2 separate regions of the Homo sapiens genome follow, and region 1 is linked to region 2. A link is a contact called in ENCODE Hi-C or POLR2A ChIA-PET data. All regions are on one chromosome and are shown on one strand. Each heading gives the region's core, a stretch centred on a gene start or an enhancer-like site at or near the end of the contact. The rest is flanking DNA. Distances are from core to core; before and after follow the strand shown.

The links. A loop is a pair of places that touch in the nucleus more often than their neighbours do. ChIA-PET counts read pairs that join two places held with the same protein, here RNA polymerase II (POLR2A). Pooled maps may share reads with other maps.
Region 1: a loop to region 2 is called in a pooled map, with 7 times the contacts of the local background. The contact joins the enhancer-like site here to the promoter of IPP in region 2. A Hi-C loop is called at or near these places in 1 of 37 single-sample maps with no recorded cell type and 3 of 50 pooled maps. POLR2A ChIA-PET finds 5 or more read pairs at or near these places in 5 of 52 experiments (AG04449, K562, T-cell and 2 more).

Annotation. Positions count from the first base shown.
Region 1 is chr1:45,818,649-45,821,924 of GRCh38, forward strand. The region is part of intron 1 of MAST2 (microtubule associated serine/threonine kinase 2); the gene reads left to right. Among named protein-coding and RNA genes, the nearest start is that of MAST2, 17 kb to the left of the region's middle. Within about 2 kb of position 1,708, at least 2 of the 41 ENCODE cell types and tissues checked have a DNase peak (open chromatin) inside an H3K27ac peak, as active enhancers do.
Region 2 is chr1:45,749,141-45,752,479 of GRCh38, forward strand. IPP (intracisternal A particle-promoted polypeptide) reads right to left here and starts at 1,513. Exons shown (of 9, transcript NM_005897.3): 1 at 1,457-1,513. LOC105378693 (a long non-coding RNA gene) reads left to right here and starts at 1,809. Exons shown (of 3, transcript XR_947290.2): 1 at 1,809-2,108. RefSeq lists a silencer at 1,354-1,623.

The DNA of each region.
Region 1 (3,276 bases), core at 458-2,957, 70 kb after region 2:
CGTTGTGAACTTCCGATGGTCGGCCACTACACTCCTCACCTTCAAGGCTTGCCTCCTTTGCAAAACTTTTTGAACCACCACTGCACTGTACAGTTGTTAGCAGTTCCTCTCCAAATGCATTGTTGATGTTGTGAGTTGTCTCCTTTGCTTTACGACCCATTTTGAACTTATTCAAAAATTGCTCATATTTGCTTTTTATCTAACTTCATTCCCATAGTCTAAAACATAAACAGCAAGTAAATAAGTCTCTAGCCAAAAAACATAAAAAATGAACATTAAAATGATGTATAATATAATGACATTTATTTAAGAATGTATTCCAAGACCGGGCATAGTGGCTCATGCCTGTAATCCCAGCACTTTGGGAGGCTGAGGTGGGTGGATCACCAGAGTTCAGGAGTTCGAGACCAGCCTGACCAACATGGTGAAACCTTGTCTCTACTAAAAATACAAACTTAGCCAGGCATGGTGGCACACACCTGTAATCCCAGCTACTTGGGAGGCTGAGGCAGGAGAATCGCTTGAACCCAGGAGGCAGAGGTTGCAGTGAGCCGAGATCATGCCATTGCACTCCAGACTGGGCAACAAGAGCAAAGTCTGTCTCAAAAAAAAAAAAAAAAAGAATGTATTCCAATATCAGATGACAAATTCTAATCATGCAAACCACCGCAATTACGTTTGTACCAACCTAGTAGTACTGGAAGTCTTAACTATGGTAATTAGACAAGAAAAAGAAATAAAGGGTATCCAAATTGGAAAAGAAGTCAAATTATCCTTGTTTGCAGATGATTTGATCTTATATTTGGCAAAAGCTTAAAGACTTCACCAAAAAACTATTAGAACTGATAAATTTAGTAAAGTTGCAGGATCCAAAGTCAACACACAGAGATCAGTAGTGTTTCTGTATGCCAACAGTGAACAATCTGAAAAAATCAAAAAAGTAACCCCATTTACAGTAGCTGCAAATAAAATACCTAGGGATTAACCAAAGAGATGAAAGATCTCTCTAATGAAAACTATTAAACACTGATGCAAGAAATTGAAGAGGACATTAAAAAAATGAAAAGATATTTCATGTTCATGGATTGGAAAAATCACTATTAAAATGTCCATAGTACCCAAAGCAATCTACAGATTCAATACAATCCATATTCAAAATACCAATGACATTCTCCACAAAAATAGAAAAAACAATTCTAAAATTTACGTGGAACCACAGAGGACTCAGAATAGCCAAAGCTATCTTCAACATAAAGAAGAAAACTGGAGAAATGACATTACCTGACTTGAAATGATACTAGAAAGCTATGGTAACCAAAACAACATGGTACTGACATAAAAACAAACAGAGACCAATAGAACGGAATAGAGAACCCATTAATAAATCCATACATTTACAGTGAACTGGTTTTTGACAGAGGTGCCAAGAACATACTTTGGTAAAAGGACAGTCTGTACAATAAATGGTTCTCGGAAAACTGGAAATCTATATGCAGATATCTACATGCAGAAGAGTGAAACTAGATCCCTATCTCTTCCCATATACAAAAATCAAAAATGTATTAAAGATTTAAATCTTAAACTGCAAACTCTGAAACTACTAAAAGAAAACTTTGGGGAAACTTGCTAGGACATTGGTTTGGGCAAAAATTTCTTGAGCAATAAATACCCCACATGCAGAGGCAACCAAAGCAAAACTGGATCAAGGGGATCTTTTCTCACTTCCTTTTGTGTGTGTTTTTTAGAATTTTTTTTTGGTTGCTATGGGGATTACATGTAACATACTAAATTTATAACAGTCTAGTTTGAAATGGTACCAGTTTAACTTCTGTAGTATACAAAAACTTTATTCCTGTATAGCTCCATTTCCTTGATAAGTTGTTTTTGTGGCAGATTACATCTTTATTCATTGTGTGCTAAATATCATAGATTTATAATTTTTTAATGCTTTTGTCTTTTAAGTCATATAGGGAAAAAAGGTGGAGCTGAAAAACAAAAATAGAATAATACTGGCTGTGATATTTGTCCATATGGTTACCTTTGCTGGGGATCTTTATTTTTTATTTTTTGGATCTTCATTTTTTCAGATGGCCTTAAGTTTCTGTTTAGTGTCCTTTCATTTCAACTTGAAGATGCCTTTTAGGATTTGATGTAGAACATATGTAGTGGTGATGGACTCTGTCTGCTTTTTTTTTTTTTTTTCTTAATCTGAAAATGCCTCGATTTCAATTTCTCTTTCTTTCTCTTTTTTTTTTTTTTTTTTTTTTTTGAGTCAGAGTCTTGCTCTGTTTCCCGGGCTGGAGTGTAGTGGTGCAATCTTGGCTCACTGCAGTGTTGACCTCCTGGGCTCAAGCAATTTTCTTGCCTCATCCTCCTGAGTAGCTGGGACCACAGGTACATGTCACCATGCCCAGCTAACTTTTATGTGTTTTGCAGAGACAGAGTTTCGCCATGTTGCCCAGGCTGATCTCAAACTCCTGGGCTCAAGCAATCTCCCTACCTTGGCCTCCCAGAGTGTTGGGATTACAGGTGTGAGCCACTGCACCCAGCCTTTATTTTTTCCTCATTTTTGAAGGACAGTTATGCTCAAGATAGAATTCCGTATGTCATCCTACTCACTTCTGGACTCCACAGTTCTGATGAGATATGAGCTGTTCGTCTGATTCAGGATCTCCTGTATTTGACAAGTTGCTTTTCTCTTGCTGCTTTGAATATTATTTCTTTGCCATTGGCTTTGACAGTTTGGTTATCATGTGTCTCCATATGAACCTTTTTGAATTTAACCTGCTTAGAAGTCACGGAGCTTCTTGGATGTGTAGATTTGTATCTGTCATCACATTTGGGAAGTTTTGGTATGTTATTTCTTCTTTTTTTTTTTTTTTTTTTTTTTGAGACAGAGTCTCGTTCTGTTACCCAGGCTGAAGTGCAGGGCAGGATCTTGGCTCGCTGCAACCTCTGCCTCTTGGGTTCAAGTCATAACTGTGCCTCAGCCTCCCGAGTAGCTGGAACTACAGGCATGCACCACCACGCCAGCTGATTTTTGTATTTTTATTAGAGACGGGGTTTCACCATGTTGGCCAGGCTGGTCTCAAACTCCTAACCTCATGATCTGCCCGCCTTGGCCTCTCAAAGTGCTGGGATTACAGGCGTGAGCCATGGTGCCCGGCCTCTTCACATGTTCTTACTGCCCCCTTCTCTTCTAGAATTCCCATATTCATATATTGTTTCACCTTCACCTTTTTTTTTTTTTTTTTTTTGGTGACAGAGTGTTGCTCT
Region 2 (3,339 bases), core at 263-2,762:
TCTGTCCCCTACTTCAAGGCATCAAGCACAGCCACTGAGCTAAAATGCTGCCTCCTGCTACAAGAAAGAGTTGACTGAATATCCATTCGGGTGGCAGACAACAGAAATACTAGTCTGTTACCATGCTTCTCAGTAACTGCTGATACCATCCCACTGTCAGTGGAGTAGGAACGTCATCCCAAAAGGTGGCATGTGGAGTGACCATATTTCCAAAGGAAAAGAGCACAATTCTGTGACGTTGCATGCCTCACGTGCCCCAAACTTGAAAAGCAGATTGTTGACTGGGCAAGGTGGCTCACACCTATAACCCCAGCACTTTGGGATGTCCTGTCGGGAGGATCGCTTGATTTTTTGTTTTTTTTTTTTGTTTTGTTTTTGTTTTTTGTTTTTTTTTTTTTGAGACGGAGTCTCGCTCTGTCGCCCAGGCTGGAGTGCAGTGGCACGATCTCGGCTCACTGCAAGCTCCGCCTCCCGGGTTCACGCCATTCTCCTGCCTCAGCCTCCCGAGCAGCTGGGACTACAGGCGCCCGCCACCACGCCCGGCTAATTTTTTGCATTTTTAGTAGAGACGGGGTTTCACCGTGTTAGCCAGGATGGTCTCGATCTCCTGACCTCGTGATCCGCCCGCCTCGGCCTCCCAAAGTGCTGGGATTACAGGCGTGAGCCACCGCGCCCGGCCAGGGAGGATCGCTTGAGTCCTAGAGTTCAAGACCAGCCTGGGCAATACAGCGAGCCCCCCGCCGCAAAAAAAATTGTTTTAACATTAGCTGGCTGTGATGGGGCAAGCCTGTACTTCCGGCTACTTGGGAGGCTGAGGTGAGAGGATCGCTAGAGCCTGAGAAGTCGAGGCTGCAGTGAGTTGTGATCGCACCACTGCATTCCAGCCTAGGAGAAGGGGCGAGACTGTCTCAAAAAAAAAAGCAGATTATTAGGAAACGGTAGAAATGCCCAGAGGAACTAAAGCGGACCTATGTTTGCTGGCTTTGAATTCACTGCTGGGAACATGTGGAAACTGCTTCAGCAAAGGGGTGTCAGAAAGAATCCCCGGAACAAGTGTCAAAACACCCGTGGTTCTTTGTGCTTGAGTTGGGGGCCCGGCCTAGAGAGCTAGCCCTAAACTGCTGCTACACTAAAAGCTAATAATCGTTCCTGCGCTACCTAAAGGTCAGGGAAGGGATCTCAGACAAACGAGGCGACAACAGAGGGACTGGGGACACAGCCTCAGGATTCCCCAGTTGGGGCGGGGGAGGCAGGAGCGGTCCGGACGAGAAGGTCTGGGGAGGGCGACACTTAGACTGTCGGAGGAAGGCCTGCGGCGGCAGAAGGAAAGACAAGGAAATACACAGTTCTAGAGGCTTCTCTCACTCCAGTCCTCAGGGGTCCGGAAAGCCGGAGGGAGTAGAAGAGGAAGTTCCCAACCCCGTCACAGACGCGCCCGAACGCAGGCCCTCCTTACCCGCCGCTTCCCCTTCCCTCCGGCGCCCGCTCAGGCCCTGCGCGCGCAGTCGCGACCAGCCCCGGCCGGAGAGGGCGGGGGAAACCTGGCGGGGGTGACGAGGCGGGAGTGACTGGGCCGTACAGTTCCCCGAGAACTGGAGGCGAAGCCGGGCGGTGGGAAGGGACTTCGGACGCTTCGCGGGCCCTGGGTTTTCACTGCGCGTGCGCGAGGTTCTTCCGCTCGCGGGAGACTGGGCCGCTGGCGCCTCTCAGTGCCCACTGATGGGGCCCAGGGCTTGGGCTTGCTTCCCCAAGGATCAACAGCTTAGCTGCAAGCCTCTGCTTCTGCCTGCTGGGGCCGGCTGGCTCGCCCTTTCCATTCCGCTTGCACTCTGATTCTTGTGGTGTCCCAAGAAGGCCGCGGATCTCAGTTAAGCAGAGACGAGCCGAACACCTGGCACGGTCCTTCTCTACTGTTCTCTCGAATCGTTTTCTGAGTGCATGACTGAGCCTGGCACTGAAGGGATACTTATTTTGGGGAAGGAAGAACTCAAAAGTCCAGTTTTTTTCACTGTTGACCCTCATGTGTCACATTAGTGGCTTTCAAACTGTTTTGATCCCAGCCTACGGTGAACAAAAATATTTTACATCAAACTCAATACCACATACTTGTGAGTATATATATAGAAGTATATATCTAACATAAAATCTCATTTCTTTATTTTTATTTTTATTTTTTATTTTTTGAGACGGAATTTCGCTCTTGTTGCCCAGGCTAGAATGAATGCAATGGCCGGATCTCGGCTCACCGCAACCTCCGCCTCCTGGGTTCAAGCGATTCTCCTGCCTCAGCCTCTCAAGTAGCTGGGATTGCAGGCATGCGCCACCATGCCCGGCTAATTTTGTATTTTTAGTACAGACTGAGTTTCTCCATGTTGGTCAGGCTGGTCTCAAACTCCCCACCTCAGGTGATCCGCCCGACTCGGCCTCCCAAAGTGTATTTCTTTCTCTTTTTATGAGACAGGGCCTGGCTTTGTCGCCCAGGCTGGAGTGCAGTGGTGCCATCTCGGCTCACTGCAGCCTCGACTTCCTGGGCTCTGGTAGTCCTCCCACCTCAGCCTCCTGAGTAGCTGGGACTACAGGCCTGTGCCACCACCGCCAGGCTAATTTTTTGTATTTTTAGTAGAGACAAGATTTCGCCATGTTGACCAGGCTGGTCTCCAACTCCTGGGCTCGAGTGATCCGCCCGCCTCGGCCTCCCAAAGTGCTGGGAGGTGTGAGCCACTGTGCCTGGCCTGAAACAAAATCTTCACAAAACTATGTTTACACTTACGACCCGCAGTGCACTAAATTTTTATTTCTTCTTTTCTACTTCATTACCAAAAACTGCTAACAGGGACCTATTGTCAGCAAACATTGTCAAAGACTTGGAAATGAGGAAAAGAGAATTCTGTGTGCCCTTTCAGTGTAAGGCTGGACGGATTTGCATCCATAGGGAGCTCTGACTTTCTATTGACTAAAGTATTTCACCAGAAAACTGGTAGTACTTAAAATAATTCTTGCCCGTCTGTAGAAAAGATACACCAAAACATTGTTTTATTGACCTGTAGCATATTAAGCCATTTTTACCCTTCTCAGCAAATTCATTTAAACATTCCTGATTCTTAGCAAATTCATGCTACATTCCTAAATATCTTACTGGCTCCCTTATAAGTTAATGAGATAAATAAAATATTTGATACTTTTTTTTTATATTTGTAAGAGAGTCATGGTTTTACTCTTCAGAAAATTATACTTCAGCACTACTAAAATCAATTTCATGACTTACTCTGGATTACACTTGTGAAAGTTAAGCATACAGATTGGGCCATTCTTCTCATACCCACCGAAAATGGTGGGAGG